Regions from separate parts of the Homo sapiens genome. Here region 1 is linked to region 2. A link is a loop called in an ENCODE intact Hi-C map of the cell type or tissue named here. Cell type or tissue: spleen. All regions are shown on one strand. Each heading gives the region's core, and the rest is flanking DNA. Links, peaks and the distances in the headings are about the cores only.

What was found. Hi-C counts contacts between places; a loop is a spot of excess contacts. Peaks named below come from ENCODE experiments on the same cell type or tissue, not always from the same donor. Only the 100,000 strongest peaks of a DNase experiment are listed, where the experiment ranks them.
Region 1: it touches region 2 in a loop (3.0-fold over the local background); 38 of 110 quality-filtered maps call a loop at or near these places.

Annotation. Positions count from the first base shown.
Region 1 is chr2:72,000,579-72,008,462 of GRCh38, forward strand. No RefSeq gene overlaps it. Among named protein-coding and RNA genes, the nearest start is that of CYP26B1, 140 kb to the right of the region's middle. In spleen, for the core only: no CTCF peak of the experiment used is centred there; a DNase peak (open chromatin) is centred at 3,453; H3K27me3 peaks cover 664 bases.
Region 2 is chr2:71,798,056-71,806,436 of GRCh38, forward strand. No RefSeq gene overlaps it. Among named protein-coding and RNA genes, the nearest start is that of DYSF, 340 kb to the left of the region's middle. In spleen, for the core only: a CTCF peak has its summit at 4,134 (motif pointing right); DNase peaks (open chromatin) are centred at 2,616 and 4,016; H3K27ac peaks cover 1,107 bases; H3K27me3 peaks cover 1,078 bases.

The DNA.
Region 1 (7,884 bases), core at 876-5,875, 200 kb after region 2:
CTGGGCTCTGCTCAAATATAGCCTCTCTGGGAGCTCCTCCCTGGCTGGCCTGTCCATGCCTGCTCCTCCTTACTGTATTTTCATCACATCGCTCAACACCACCTATCTTACTGTGTAGTTACTGGCTTGCTTTTTGTCTTCTCACCCCTGGGAGAGTGGACTATTGGCTTTGCTCACAGTTTGTCTGTTTGGATGCTCTTGTAGAAGGACAGTGGCCCAGGAGGAGATCAGCAGCTATGTGGACCCTATTTCCCAAGCCAAAAACTATGATATGTTGTCTAGTAATGACATAGAATATGTATTTATTTATCTGTTTGTGTATACACCTCTTTGTTTCACAAAAGGATTTAAGGCAGTTTACAAAGATGCATAAAATTCAGCAGGACGACATAAATTAGAAGCAGGTGAGAAAGAAAAAAAATGTAAAAGCAAGGGTAAAGCCATAAAATGGAGCCAAGGATGGGACTAATACAAAATAAACATACTATAAACTTTGATCCATTTGCTAGGGGTGGGCCACAAATTTGGCTCTAAAATTTCTAACAGCCAGTGCCAAGATGAAACATGATCAACTGCACAATTCCCAGGATCCTCAAGATTAAAGCAAACCACTAGCCCAGGAGAAATGCATACATTCCTGATGTCCCAGAGAACAGAAAGAAATGGCTCCTTAACCCCTCCCAGAGATGACAAGGGATAAGACAGCCAGCAATTTGCTCAGAGGCATCTTTGCAGCAGACACAGCCATGAACTTTGTTTCTTACATTTCTTAGCCAGGCTTATGGGAGTCTGACTAATGTGAAATGCAGTTATCTGGTGGGCTAGGGCACAGGGTTCTGTCCAGCCATAGGAGTGCCTGAGCAACTGGTGGAGGGTGTAATCTCCAAATGCTTTCTTTTTTTTTTTTTTTGAGACAGAGTCTTGCTCTGTCACCCAGGCTGGAGTGCAGTGTTGCAATCTCGGCTCACTGCAGTCTCCACCTGCCAGGTTCAAGCAATTCTCATGCCTTAGCCTCCTGAGTAGCTGGGACTACAGGCTCATGCCACCACGCCTGGCTAATTTTTGTATTTTTTTTTTTAGCAGAGACAGGGTTTCCCCATGTTGGCCAGGCTAGTCTAGAACTCCTGACCTCAAGTGATCCACACACCTCAGCCTCCCAAAGTGCTGGGATTACAAGTGTGAGCCACTGCACCCAGCTCGAGTAATGCAGTCTAAGGAGAGCTTCTTTAGGCCAAGCTTCAGGCAGATATCGGGGGACTGTGGGTTCTCATGACTGTCATGAGAACATGACAAGACTAGGTGACAAAGCTTTGTTTGAGATCCACTAGATGTCAAACTGCAAAGAGGTTGGACATCGTCTAGGAAAAATGAAGCAGGTCTAACAAGGACTTGTTCCCTCTCTCAAGATGAGCAAGATTCTTCCCAGAAAACAAGACCGAGATTCTAACAAGACGAAGATTCTTCCCAGGAAATAATGATGAGCCCAGTGCAATAGAGTGCAAGTGACTTCAGCCTGGGAACGGTTTAAAGCAGACCCGTACAAACACCTACCTAATTTGTGTGTGTGTCAGTAAAATCTCCTTCCTGCTTTACCTTCCAAGATAAACCCTTTGTGAAACACATGCCAAGTTAACTGAGAGGAGACCTGCATGGGATAATTAACTGTCGTTAAAAGCCAAGGGACAACCACCAAAAATAATGACTTTGCTGATAGAGTATTTGATCTGAAATCTTTCTTTCTGGCAATAATTAAATAGCAGGGCCAGCTGTGTCCTGGGATTGAATACTGAAATCAAGCTGCCCCAGAAAATCCAGACTGCAGGCCTGTGGGAGAAAGAGCAGAGCCAGCGTGGCCCCTCCCCGGGCCCGCTCCCCACCCCTGATAAGGATCCCAGCCACCTCCCTGCTTCCCTGGGGTGTTGAAAGTCTCCAAGATAGCAAAGTGCCCCTCCTCTGAGATCCTGGGAAGGAAAGTGCTAGGCAAATAAGAAACATGGCATAGGACAAAGAGTAGCTGGAAGACTGGAATTGCAAGGAGGGCTCTGGGCCTCTCAGTTCAGAGCCCCGGCTCCTGAAAATAGGATCTCAGCTCCATGGCCAAGTCAAAGAAATGGGTTGGCAGCCTTTCTGAGTATCTTCCCTAAATTTTCCTTGGCACAGATTAAAACATCCTGTCAGATCCACGAATACTGAGCACATTCAATGACCAAAGTCCAGTATATCAATGTCCTCAAGAAGTGCCCTGCTTCCCTCCTGGCCACCTAGCAACTTCCTCGCTCTGTGAACCACTTCTCGACCTCCCGGCCTCCCCGCACTCCTCATACCTCTTTCTTTTACCTCACTGATACCTGCAGCAGAATTAGCCCCTATAGAGAGAAGTCAGTCCTAACCCTGTGGGCTACAACCCCTGGCCTCCCTGGTCCCCTGAGCTTTGATCTGGCTGCCCTTCTCCATGTTCACACCCTCTTACTTGTTCTCTGGGGTTAGTCATAATAACCCCTCATGTTAACGGGGCAGGAGATCACCTTAGATCTGCCCCACAACCACAAGGAGGTGAGTGGTTGGAGGCTAATTATTATCTCAATTTTACAAATAAAGAAACGGGCTCTGAATCATCCCGTGGTTTTCCCACAGCCGGACCCCACAGTGTCCAGGCAGGGAGCAGAACTCACAACTTCAGGCTCCCAGCCTATGAGCCGCCACACCCATCTCTAAACCCAAAACCAGCCACCAGCTCCAGGAGGAGTCATCCTTGCCCATTGAGGGCAACTGGAGTGCACAGTGTGCAGGTGTGTGTGAGGGGCAGAGGCCAGGAGGTGGGGAGGGCTCTCTGGCGTTCCATCACTTCCATAGCTCCTGCTTCATGGTATCGGGATGACCCAGCCAGAGGGAACGCACGAGTTTCCCCATTGCAACCCTTCACTTTACAGATGGGGAAACTGAGGCTCAGGATCCTCAGTAGAGTGCCCACTATATGATGGGAGCTGGGCACCAGCACCCCTAGGTGAGCACTGGGGGGCCAGATTCTCACTTGGCCACGCACCATGCACACACCTCCCCCTGCCCCTCGAGTTCTTCTAAGCCACCCTGACAAGGCCTGGCTGTGGGTTCTTCTGGAAAGAGAATTGGACTGCTCACCAGTAGCTCCTCCTTCCGGGCCTAGTTTGGCAGCTGACCCTTGGGGTGGCCTGGAACCTTTTCTTTACAATTTAAGAGCCTGTTCTCAGCCTTTCCCACAAAGGGCTTGACCTCAAGAAGCTGATCAGACTCTGGCTTAATGTTTATTCTAGGATTCCAGGACTTCCTTCAAGAAAGGAGTACTCTCCTTGAACAGACAAGCTGTGGCCAAGTGAGGTGGGAAGCCACGGCGGGCAGAACTGGTGGAGTGAGGGCTGGATGGCAGTTGGAGGTGGAGGCGGGAAGCCTGCCTGGAAGGAGGGGTAAGGCTCTGAGGAGGAGGAAGAGCAGGTGCCCCAGGCCAGGGAGAGGGCAAAGAACAGGTTCTGGCCCATTTGGGGCTCCATGAGGCTGCAGCCCAGCCCAAGGCCCTGAAGTCCTAGGACATCCAGTCCCTTGATTCCTCAGCTGGAAAAGCCAAGGCCACCTTTAACTCATATCAACTTTGAATGGTCCTGGCCAGACACCTTGACACACAGGGTCTCCTTGCTGCTTCACAACCTATCTGTGCCTGGGGATTTATATTCCTATTTTGCAGACAAGAAAACTGGGGCCAGATAAGTAAGGTCAGAGCAGAACTACAGCAGCAGCAGGGATTGCAGGGCCTGGCCAGTGCTTTGTCCTCTGCGTAGCCCTTGGCCCCAGCATACCCCGTCATGACCAGATCCCATGCCTCTGGATTGATGAACACAAATGCGTAGCTCATGAAGATGGGCTGGGAATCTAAGACTGCTCCCAGCCAGGGAATCAGAAGTATCCTGCCCCAAACATCAGTATTTCATGTTCAACACTCAACTCACCCATATGCTAATCTTTTTATTCATTTCACTCATCGAGCAAATATGGATTTAGTTCCTTTTGTGTGCCGGGCACTGTGCTCCACTGGAGTTACACAGTGTGATTAGGGCATGGGCTTTCACATGTTATCACTATGGTACACTCGAGCATTGCTGGAATGTCTAGGGGGAAGCTCTGCACCTGAACCCCCATCCCCTCCTGAGAAGCTGTATCCTCTGCCTGACTCTATCGAGGTGAGGGGTGGAGGCTGTGGGAGTCAAGGAGGAGGAGGGAGAGAGAAAGAGCCTGAGAGAGCTGTAAAAGTGAGACAGTAATCACTGGAGAAGTTCTCTCCATCATTAAAGAGGATCTTAATTAAGGTCCCTGAAACAGACACCCAAAACAAGCAGCAGCTGTGGGAACCAGGACTGGCAGGGGGAGCACAGCCGCCCAGGGGTGCTGGGTGTTACTGGCCAGCGCCTCACCTGTCATTAGGGAGTGGGAATTCACCCCACATCAAAGTCAGCCAGGAAAGAATGTGACAAATGCCATTCACCTTCAAAACAGTGATGAAAATAAATGCCAAAGCCTGCCAACCATTGTGTGCGAAAACTCCTCGGGCAGAAGGCCGATCCCCAGAGAGAGGTGAGGTGTGTCCAGCTGAGAAGCAAAGAAGAGGTGCCTGGGTCTGGGAACAGAGCCTTCCCTAGACTGTGGCTGCCTGGACCTGGACACGCCTCTCCTGGCCTTTGGCCTTCAGTTTACCTGGTGCTAAGACCCTGGGAAATCCCTTTCCTCTACTGTCCCACCACTCTGGGATACCTTAATGTGGTTGCTTTACTCTGCTGGTGCCTAGGGAATCAGAGGACATCCTGGGTGGAGTCTCTCCCACCCTTGAAGAAGGACATCGTCATGGCCCGTCTTGGACCCCCTGACTTTCCTCTTCTGGGAGGAAATAACTGGGAGGCAGTTATTTTCTCTTTGTTGTTTATAATATGGACAAACCTTGACCAAAAAAAAAAAAAAGAAGAAGAAAATAACTTCTGAGTCTGGATGCTTCATTACATATGGCGTAATCCAGAATTCGAGGAAACGGGGGCAAGTCGACATCTCAAGATGAGTTTACGGCTGATGCAGGCAGGGGTTAGCCAGTGGCACCAGGCTGGCGGCATGAGGTGGCAGAACGCTCTTAGTGCCGAGCTGTGTCCACACACGCATCGGGTTAATACCGGGAATTGTTCATCTAGGAGTCTTTGGGAGCCTGCCTTTAGCAGAAAGCAGAGAAATCATGGCCCAGAGACTGAGAGACAGAAGCAGAGGTAAAGAGAGATCCAAAGAGAGTTGGGGAGGCGGGTGGGATGCATTAGCCACAGAGTAGTCTTTACTGAGACACCTGTGTTTCCCAAATAGCTTTCTTCTGCCGCTTGAGCTGCAAACCCAACACAAAGAGGCCAGCCTCTCCTCTCCTACCCCCACCTTGAACTTCAGATCCTGTGAATATCCTATGGCAAGTTCAAAGCAAGTTCCAACAACCCCTCCCATCCCTCAGAAGCAAGTGTGGCTGAGGCTTCATCACAGCCTTCCACCAGGGAGGACCCTGAGCTCCGGAAGGCAGCAAAGCAGGTCTGTTTTATAGCCTCTGAAGAGACTTTGTCATACTGTCACCTCACGCTGACCAGACTTCAGTAATCGTGGGGGAATGAGGAGGGCCCCTAATCTACCTTGGGCCTACTTCATATTGATACCAAGGGCCAGAGGAATTCAGAGAGCCGTGTGGACTAGAAAGGCCAGGGAAGGTATCCTGGTGGAGGTGGCATGTGATCTGGGCCTTGAAGGGTGGATAGGAGTTGCAACAGAGAAGAGAAGACACCCTCTGCAGTGGCACCTGCAGGGCCATGAATTGGTGGTAGGGTAGACATACGTGGCTTGAGCCACAGGCGATAGGATGAAAGCCACGTTGGAAGAACAGCTGTGTGGCCCTGCAGTCAGAGGCTGCTCTGGGTTGGGGAGGATACCGTGGAGATATAAATCAGGAAACAAGACCACAGGGATTGCACTAGGAGGTGGCATGCCCAGGAACTGGGGCATCTCTCCTTCAGGACCACATCTCTCCTTGTGGTCACTGAGACACCTTGAAGTGTCTCAAGTGGGACACCAGACCATCCTCCTCTGCATTAAGCATAAGGGAGGCACGAGGTGTGATTTGGCTGCAGCACGCAGGCTACAAGTCTGACCTAAGGGGGAACTTCCTGACTGGGAAAGTGTGAAAATCTCCCAAGAGTCAACGGTGATCTTAGAATCCTTTGCCCTGAAGGCCTTTAACAAGGCCCCTGTCTGCTGACTGCTGGGCCCCACTCCCCACCTGTGAATTGCAGATCCTTAGTTTCCAGGGAGTGGGACTTAGAAAGGTCAGAGTTTGGCCTCTCTGCCACTCTCACAATAATAACAAATAATTACGATTATGGCAGCAGCTGACATTCTATGTTCCAGGCACTGTTCAAAGCGCTCCAAGTGCGGCAATTCGTTTAATCTTCACACGGTCTTATCAGGTACTATTTTCCCCATTCTACAGTTGAAGAAACTAAGAAGCAAAGGCAAATCACTTGCTCCAAATCACTCGGCAAGTAAATGTTAGTGTGGAGATCTGAAGCCGTGATTCTGCGCTCTCTACAAATCTGTGTGTCTTTGAATATCCTCCACTTTGCTCTCACAGCATTTCCCAGGAACCCTCCATACTCCCAGGTCTGTGCATCAGGCAGAGCAGAACTAACATGAAAAAATCAAAGCTACAGCAATTTCATGAATGTCTGAATGCCGCAAGCATCTCTATATGTTATGAAGTTTGGCATGGAATAAAATCAAGCGGCCATTTTTCCAAATTCTAAACGTGAGCCCAGCGTCTGACAAGCGGTTAAACATAGAACACCAAGATTTACAGGAAGCCAGGTGTGGGGTTTGCACTAGGCTCACACGAAAGACTGTGGCTGCTCAGCAAGGGCAGTGGTCTTGAGACTGCAGACCTCGGGGGCACCTCTGTAGAGGGGTGAGGAGGAGACCCCGGCCAGACCTGAGGGCACGGAGGACACTGGCTGTAAGCCAGGCAGCTTCAAACAGGGGCAGCAGCAGGGGCAAAGTGGAGATGAGTGCTATTGTCTAACAAAAAAAGGTGACCCTGAATGTGACCGTCTCTTCTGCTGCAGGAGAATTTGCTAGGCGAGGGGGAAGAGGGGCACCATGGTAGCATGGTCTCAGGTTGGTAGCATAGCCCATGCTCTTGTGATCGTGCCGTCTCAGCGCAATTTAAAAGTAAACAAATATGTAGAGGACAGAGGCTTCGATCAGTGCATGATCTGGACAACATCCGCAGGGCCCATTGTTGGTGCCCTGATTCCAATTTACCCTTCGGTTGCTGGTCTCATTAGAAAGTCACAAGTGTGTTAAGGCTTCCACTCTCAAGACACAACTATCAACTTTTTAAGTATAAACACACTTGAAAAGAAGGGTAAAACAAATTTCCATGCCCTGGTGGTCACTCACACAGCAAATAAAGCGTGAACTACACAAGTTTGTGTGCAGGACAGTGAAGGAAAACTGGGCCAGTGCATTGGAACCGGCTTTCTGACAAAGGATTCCAGAACCTACTTGACAAATGGAATTTCCACTCCCGTCCTGGGAGAATGGCGCACACAGACATGATTAGCTCACCTTGTTTTAATGATCCTGAAGTTTCCCCAGCTCAGAAATCACAGCTGGGCAAATCCCCAGCTGGATGAACACAGGCGAGAGGGTGTTTGTGGTGGGTGGAGGCCCTGTCCTTTCTCCGGTGGAGAAAGCCATTTATGACCTCACGGGATGAAAGGAACTAACCCAGGCCCACTGAGCTGTTATTATAACAATTATCAAGACCTATCACCTCCGTTTGGGAAATGT
Region 2 (8,381 bases), core at 2,054-7,053:
GATTGTATTTCTATAATTCTTCAGTTATTTTAGGAAAATGTGAGCTGTTTCTTTAATTATCTACAAGGACTTGCCAACAGCTATTATACATTTGGCTAGATTGAGACTATGAATGAAACTTGTATTTGTCCCTAAAAGTCTCGGTTGGTTTTAGCCTTCACTGTCCCCTGGATGGCTGGTGGTGGAGTGCGACGTGTGCGGTCAGCTAATGGGGACACAGTGCTGATTTGCTTGGGCTGTGTCAACAGGATCTTGGAGCTGGGAGGACCCATGACAACTTTTTACATGATGAAGAAATTCCCCTGTTGGAAGACAACCCTTCCAGCCTCCATCGCATACCTGCTGTGATAGGGAGCTCACTGCCTGCTACTTGATCATAGGTTCTGTCACCTGCTCTAGGGCCACAGGTCAGGCCAGGGGTCACTGCAGGCTCTCTTCCAGAGGCAGCTCTCCCAGGGTCCCCCTGGTGGTCACTATGAAGCTGTGCGGCTCTCCTGGAGGGTTCCCTTGCAGCCCTCAAGTGGACAAAGGGCTCATCTTTCCTTGCCAGGGGCTCCCTTGTAAAGGCCCTTTGGCCAGCAAAGGCCCCTGGGTTAGAGTTTCCTTGTGCCGCCCACCAGGCAGAAGGTCAAAGGTCTTGGCCAAGGCCCACTGTCCTCTCCCTGCAGTGACCTTCTTTGAGCACCTCTTCCTGAACATTCTCACGCCACCCTGCCAAGTCCTGGCACATACAGGACCAGACAGTAGAGTTCAGGCTGTCCCTGAGACTGCTGAAATGCCCCTTCTCCTTCACCAAGGACCAGGGGAGAAAAAGGGACCATGGACTGGAGACAGACAGCGGGAAGGGCGGGGAGCCAGGCGATGTCATCAATGCCTGCTGTCAGGCTGGGGCCCTGCTGTCATCTAACCTGCCCGGGGCTGATGTGTCCTGGTCACTGTTAGTCCATGGGAGAAGGACCCTTATCATGGCTGGGAGACCAGGAGAAGGGGTGCAGCTCCCCTTGTGTCTTGGATTGGAACATGATTGCCAATAGGTGGCCCCAGTGGTGATGAGGGCTGTGAAGGAGGGTCCTCCATCTTTCCTGCCACCAGCCGCACCACCATGGCTACCTTCACCGCCTTTCCAGCCAAAGCCTTTCAAAGCCATGTCTTGGTGGGTAGAACTGGATGGGGCTCTAGGCTGTGACTTTAAATGAGAATCACTAAACTGTTGGAGATAATGGAAGGGAAGTGAGGGGCCAGTGGGGACAGGCCAGCCCTTGGGTCCATGAGACCAGTGCACTGTAGCCAAGAGTCTGAAGCCTGGCCCACATCCTCAGCCCTGGGAACATAGGAATGGCCTCAAGACCCCTGCTCAAGTCCTATGTTCTCTCCCACCAGGGACAACTGGCCATGTGGGCTTGTCTCATGGCCCCTGCATGTAATAGCTCCATTCAGTTTGGGCTTTTCATTCTTAAGTAGCACCACAGTGGGAAGTCTCTGGGCCTGTCCAGCTACTTTACACGGCCTCCCCCAGCTGGAGTTGAAACCTATGCCTCCAAGTCCTTCCTGCACCCCTTGGGGTTTCCTCTTCAGCCCTCTAGCAAATAACTATTCCAACAAAAACCTTCACAGCTCCCCAAGAACTTGCCATAATTTATAGGCACAAGGCAGTCCAAATCCATATGGAGAAAAGTAACATTCCTCCCCAAGAAGCAGCCCAGCCAGCCGAGAGTGGGAGAGAGAGAGAGAGACTGCTAAAAGATATACCTGTGTATTAAAAGAACTGGGGACTGAGGACTGGGGACAGACAATGGGAAGGCAGGAAGTGAGGCAATGTCACCTCACAGCTTTTAGTCCAAGGGTGACCAGCTGCCTTCAAAGGATGCCTTGGGACAAAATATGGCTGCCAGGTTTCATTTGTCCAAATGGTGGTTTTCCTAGAACAAAGGGACTTTTTTTTTTTTCTCAAAGGTAAATTAAAGCTACTTCTTTTAGGGAAGCCCAGAAAGATTTGAATTTTTAAGTGAGTTCGTCCAGCCTCTGCCCTGTTATGCAATTGAACTTGTACAGTAAACCCCAGGGAGGTGAGGTGTTACCATCCCCATTTTGTGAATGAAGAAACTGAGGCTTAGGGTGGTTAAGCTGCTTCTACTCTGATGTAACAAGAGGAGGCAGGATGCAGAGCCAGGTCTGCTGACCTGCAGAGCCCATACTGCAGGGGAGAGGGGGTCCCCAGAACTTAGAGGATATCAAGTCGAGAGGACAAGCACCGTCCAGTGGCTGAAAAGGCCAAGTCGAGCTGCACCGGAATGGGAGGGGTTAAGAGCCATACTGTGGAGGCAAAGTCATTCCAACACCACCCCCTCCCCCCTTTTCTCTTCCTTTTCCACTGAGTTGACCTTTAAATTATGGCATCAGCTGTCGTGCCAGACATGCTGCGATTTCCCCTCACTCCATCTGCCCAGCCTTCCCACTGGCGCAGTTTCTAGCTTGCTGCATTCTCCTCCCTCCTTCCCGTTCTCTCCTTCTCTCTCCTCTGCCCCCATCAGCTGCCTCCCTCTGAGTCCCATTCACAAAATCCCAGCCATGTCGCTGGCCCTGCTGCAGGTGGCATTCGGGCATTGCTGGTGTCCCCCCAGGGCCATGTCTCCCCACCTCCCAACTCTGCTCCGGGACACTGCAGCTGGGAAGTCACCTCTGCCCAGTCCTACTCCTGCCTCCCTCCAGGCTGGTCTGTAAGCCTGCACACCGGCCTCTCCCCACCCGTGCCCCATCCAGGCCCTTGCTGCTCCCATCTTCCTCCAGCCCCACCCCTCCCCAAAGCCTCCAGTGGGGATGCACCCTCTGCTTAATATTCATTTGCATTTGGCCCAGGGCCTAAACTATATATTTTGTTTTTTTGCCATGACTGTAGAATATAGCAGACATTAAATCTTATCGGTTTAATTTTCTTCCAGATAATAGTACAGGCTTTGAATTTTTTCTTAAACTATGGAAAAAGTGTCAAAGAAAAGTGGAACATTAATCAAGGGACTTTGATGAAAGGAATGAAAGTGTTTTCCTAAGAGCCCAACATGTGGTGCAGCTGCTGGTGGATATTTAAATGACATTTTTCATATGTTGCTATAAAAAAAAATCTCTTTGAGTTGATTCTGGAAATATATTACAATTTGCTACAATGCCAGTGGTCTTAAAATTATTTAGAAATAAAATGTGTTTATGATTTCTGCTCTACTTTGTATATTTGTCTGCTTCAGGACTCTTTCCTTTGAGGAGGGCCTAACCAGTCTACCCCAGAAGCAGTAAGTCTCTTCAGGACAGGCACCATCAGACAGGGGGTCCCCAAAGATGGGAGTCATATTTTCTTCTTCTGTGGCCTTTGGCCTAACATGTCACTCTTCTCCAGAGGTTTAAGCTGCAATGGGAGGGATTCAGGCGAGAAAGAAAGAGGTGATGGAGAACGTCATTATGTATTAGGAAGGTCTGGGGAAAGCTTTTTAAAAGGTGTGATTTCTCCTGTAAATGAGAAAGGAATGAATTCGTTCAACTCCTAGGTTTCCTTATAAGCCTGAACACCCAGGAGAGTGGAATCCAGAGGCCAGAAAACCCTGACCTCCAGCCTCCCTTGTGAGGCTCCTCACAGCATGGAAGGGACCCCTCCCTCCATTTGGGCTGGGAGAGACTGGAGCTTCAGTCTCATTTTTGGAGCCAGCTGGGCTGGGAAATCTTTGGGAGTCTGCCCTTCCCAGCCCCCTCACTGGGATGCCTTCCTCAGAAGATCATTTAGGGCTTCTAGGCTCCTGCCCTCTGAAGGACCCACTTCTCCCCTATGAACCCTGCATCCTTGTAACTTTGCCAATCCTAGTGCCAGGGGAAGGAAAGAGACTCCCGAGAGGTGCCCTTGGCATGTGGACACGGAGGCCGTCTGTCCTGGGCTCTCTGACGGACCGCAGAGGCAAGGCCAGGGTCTCAGCAGTAGGAGCGCCTAGGCTGATTCCAGAGCAGAAGAGGCCCCACAGTCCCTCCCAGGACCCAGAAGGCAGATGTCCTGGGCGCTTGCTGTTCTTCCCCCAGCCTGCGCAGCTCCTGGGGGAGATGAACGGAGGCCTGAAAGCCTTCCCAGTCTGGCCTCGGGCCCTGCATTGGCAGTCAGTTCTGTCCCCATTGACCAGTGGGGGGCACACTCTCCCAAGTTTTCCTGTCTCCACTGTAATTGTCATTTGGACCTGAAGGTAAATTCAAGGGTGCTGGTGCCTCCTTCCCTGCCAGGGGCTCCCTGGAGGAGGGGTGGACAGGAGAAGCTCTGCTTCTGCGCAGTCTGCAGGGCATCTCCAGCCTCTGGGCTGCTCTCTTCTCCTGTTCTGGCCTTTGGGTCCCCAGCTTCTCCTCCTGTCCACTTGCCCCACATGTCCTCCCGAGAGGAGACCTTTTATGAGGACTCTGGTTTGGGGAAGGGAAGAAACCTGCCCAAGCGCAACTAAGCTTTCCTTCCTCTCAGATCTGCCTCCACTTTCCTTCCTGATCTCATTGTCCCCTCTTTCTACCCAACCTACTCAGTTCTACACTGTCCCCCAAGTGTCCAACCTTGGGTCTGCCTCTGCTTCTTTTCTGCAATTAGATGCCTTCTTGTAGGCCCAGCCGAGGCTCCACTTTCTCCCTAGGGCCTTCCCTGTCTGACTCCAAAGAACACAGTGGCTGAAGCTTGGGAAGAGGAGTGAGTGAGGTGGGGTCTTGCCTTGCCAGTTGCCTTAGCTCTGCTACTTTTGTCTTACACCCCCTCGGACTATGAGCCCCTTGGGCAGGACGGTGCCAGGAGGGCAGCCTTTATTTTTCCATAACACTGTTTGGTGCAGGTGGAGCTCAGAGAAGACACCCCTGGAGGGATTTGGAACAGCCTCTTAGGCACCTTTGGGAGGTCCCTGAGTCTCAGCTGATTGAACTAATTTAGCTGATCACGATAATTCTCTTGCCTGTAACAATTTAGGAATGAAATATGAGAAGAGTCTGTTGGGGGCTTTGAGGAAATATTTTCTCACACCCAAGACAGAGATACAGTGACACAGGAAAACAAGTCCTTTGCTTTCCTCTGGTCGTATCCATGCCTAGATGAGATGGTAGAATGCCTGCAGCATCTGAGGATGAAGCCGTGACACAGATGAGGACAAGCCAAGAGCATCTCAGAAGCATGCAACAGGAGCCCTGATGAACCTTCTTAGAAAACAAGATCATCAGTTTCTCTCACCATGTTGTCTAGCTGAAGATGGAATGTCCTGCTACTTACAGCCATAAAACAGCCTACCTGCATGGGAAGAGGTGGATGGAGGCTGGAGAAACACTCATTGCTGAGCTGAACCGGGGCTGACTGATAACAAAGACCTTACCCTCTCTCCCTCCCTCTTCTTCCTTCCCAGAAAGAAAGAAGGGGTCTTTTTCCAAGGCCACCTCTGAGACTAAATAGGGATGGCTAGGACTGCATCACTGGGCCATTTTGAGGTCCTTCTAGGATAACACACATACTATAAAGGCTCATTAGGGGCTCCATTCCATCCATCCCCTTTCCCCTGCTGTTTTGCTTGCAAAGACAAAATGTTCGTAGGTCTTTGTTGCATGCTGAAGATAGCCATTAGTAAAGAAAAGGGAAACAAGGGCTCAAATGGAGGAATCCCAGTGTCTGCCCTTGATCCCAAACCAATCAGATCCTAGGGGCTTTCAACAGCGAAGGAGCATTGCAGAACCTCACTGTGTCTTGAATACTGCATTTTATGATTCAACACCATTGGGAGATGGACTGCATCTCATAATGGATCCAAGAACACAAGAGTTTCCGCTTCCAGGGATGCTGCATGACCATAGGGATGCAGCCCATGTCAGCAGCAGTTGCCTTAGAAAATACTGGAAACTGAGGGCCTGGTCACTCATGCCTGGTGAGAGCATTCCCAGCAGGGTAAAGTGAAGAACCCAGCCCTGCCTGCATAGTTCTCTGAGACCACTGCATGTAAAGTAGCACCCAGTGCTAACCAGATCTCCAAGGAGTTGGCTAAACTCTGTGCCCTGGTGTTGTAGATATTGCTGTGCCCCTGAAAGCCAGCGCCAATGAACATAGCATGGCACCAGGGCTCCAACATTCACTGTAAAAAGTCAGGTAGAAACAAGCTTGAACTACACCCATAAAGGTTTGAGTCAGCTGCAAGGAGACTTCCTGAAAGAGTGGTTGGGCCACAGCTAGAAATGGGCAGCCAGTAATATTTTCCCTGCCTCTGTTTTAGACTCAGATATCTTTAAAGGCAGGAGAGCTACTCAGGAGACAGGTTTGGTAGTTGGTGCTGTTCTCAGTTAGAGGCTAGGGCTAAGTGACCTGCCACTCCTCTCTAGGCCTGGAGAGGGACATGTGTACTACGTGTACTCAGGCTCAGTCCTGAAACACGAGGACTGAAGTGTTACATGGCCTGTTTCTGGTTTACTGGGAATTTCAGGAAACCCAAATACAAAGTGATTTGAGTGGGAGGGGCTTTAAATTTCTCCAAACGAAAACATTTTTACACTGTATAAATTCCTTTGTGGGATTACTTGCTAGCATTTTTCTGTCTCCCAACCATGTTGAAAATTCAGTCATCCAGTTTCATGGACACATACAGAGGGCCAAAAGGGGCTGCATTTCTATGCATATGACTTAATCTCTGGCAAGGAAGGCTGAGGGGAGGACAATGGCAAGCTCTTTGATGAGAGATGACCCTGGGAAGAAGGAGTGAGGAGAGGAAGACTAGGATACAGCTGGGGGAAGGACTCTCGTGCAAGTGGAGACCATCAGATGAGAGAGGAACATGTGTTCTCATGACTGCCCTCTACTATCCTGGCTGGATTTTAAGGGGACTCACATATTTTCCTTCCTTGACCTAGCCTCCCCTGATCAAGGAGTCAAAGTCCTAGTCAGCTGGAGCTGCCAGTCTGATGAGCAGATAACCTCTGGACTTGAGAAGTCTCAGGTCCATGTACTCAGACACATGGCAGAGACACAAGGCTGAGAAAGCAGTTCTAATATTTAGCACAGCTAAGACTCTTTGGACCTACATCTGAGCACCTGTGACAGGACAAAGGAAAAAAAATGAGATCCTTTTCCCAGGGAGCTAGAACAATAGGGGTATGAGTTCCTGGATCCTTATCCCTAAGCCCTGGCCTCCTAGAAATGGGCTACTAGCTTTTTCATGGGGAAGGGATGTCCTACCACCCCTACTCCCATTAACAACACAAACTATCTTTGTCAATTCTGAGTCTTCTCTTGCGAAAGGCACAGTTACTCAGTTGTGTGCTGTTCTCAGTTAGACACTAGGGCTAAGTGACCTAGGGCTAAGTGACTTGGGTGGAAGTCCTAGACTTCCTCCCAAGACATCTCTCGCTGTGAACTCCTTCAAGATGATATCTTTGGTTTCCCTAGAAAATAGAGACTGCAGCAGTGCTTAAGTGTGAATGCTTTATTTTGGAAGTGGAAACCCATGGAAGCAAAAGTGAAACAAGGTAGAAGTGAGGCAGTAAAGGGTAGGGAACAATGCAAGATGATATGTTATTGCACTGGCTGTTGCTTTCTGACAAGTTGCAAAGAGACACCGCTGTCCAAGATGTAGATGCATCCCATCAGCCAGGAAGGATATCTCTGGACAAGCTGTTCAGAAAACATTTGCCCTTGGAACCAACAATTAGAAGGGAAAAGGAGGGAGAATTTTATCTAAAGTTCTCTTCCATCTTTTCTCTTTTGAAATTACTCTTATAGGGCACTCACCTGAACTCCCTGATTGTATCACTTGGCCCCTTCAGCAGTGGCTTAGGAAGCTAGATCCCACACCATATATATTGTTCCTTCTTCCAAGTCTAAAATGCAGCAGGAGTCTGCGGTTCTGGCAGGGCAGCTGGTCAACCTCAGATGGCAGAACCGTGCAAGTATGAAAGGAGTCAGTTGACTGTGGAAGCAGCTGAGGAGAAGCAAGTGTCTGAGTGTTCAAGAGAATCTGAAGAGGTTCATAAGATGTGCCCAACAGAAATAGAGAGGATTCCTAGAGGATGCGGATGGAAAGAAGGGATCCCTTCAGAGAGGGAAGGTACTTAGAGATCGTTGAAAGTGAGGGAAGAAGGAACTCTAGGAGAGAAAACATGAAGGTGGGAAGTTGAGGGTGTCATGGAAGTCTAAGTAGGCAAAATAGAAAGACCCAGTGACTCTGGATAGAAAGCTACTCCAGTTCTGGAAGCTACTTCAAGGGCATCCTCTGGATAATAAAGCACATTAAATCAGAACCTTCTCAGACAGTGTATGCTCCTGGTTGTAAAGAACAGGTCTGTTTTGTCTTTGCCCACCTGTGTAGTAGATTGTAAAATGGCCATAAATTCTTCCCTTCCCTCAATCCATGCCC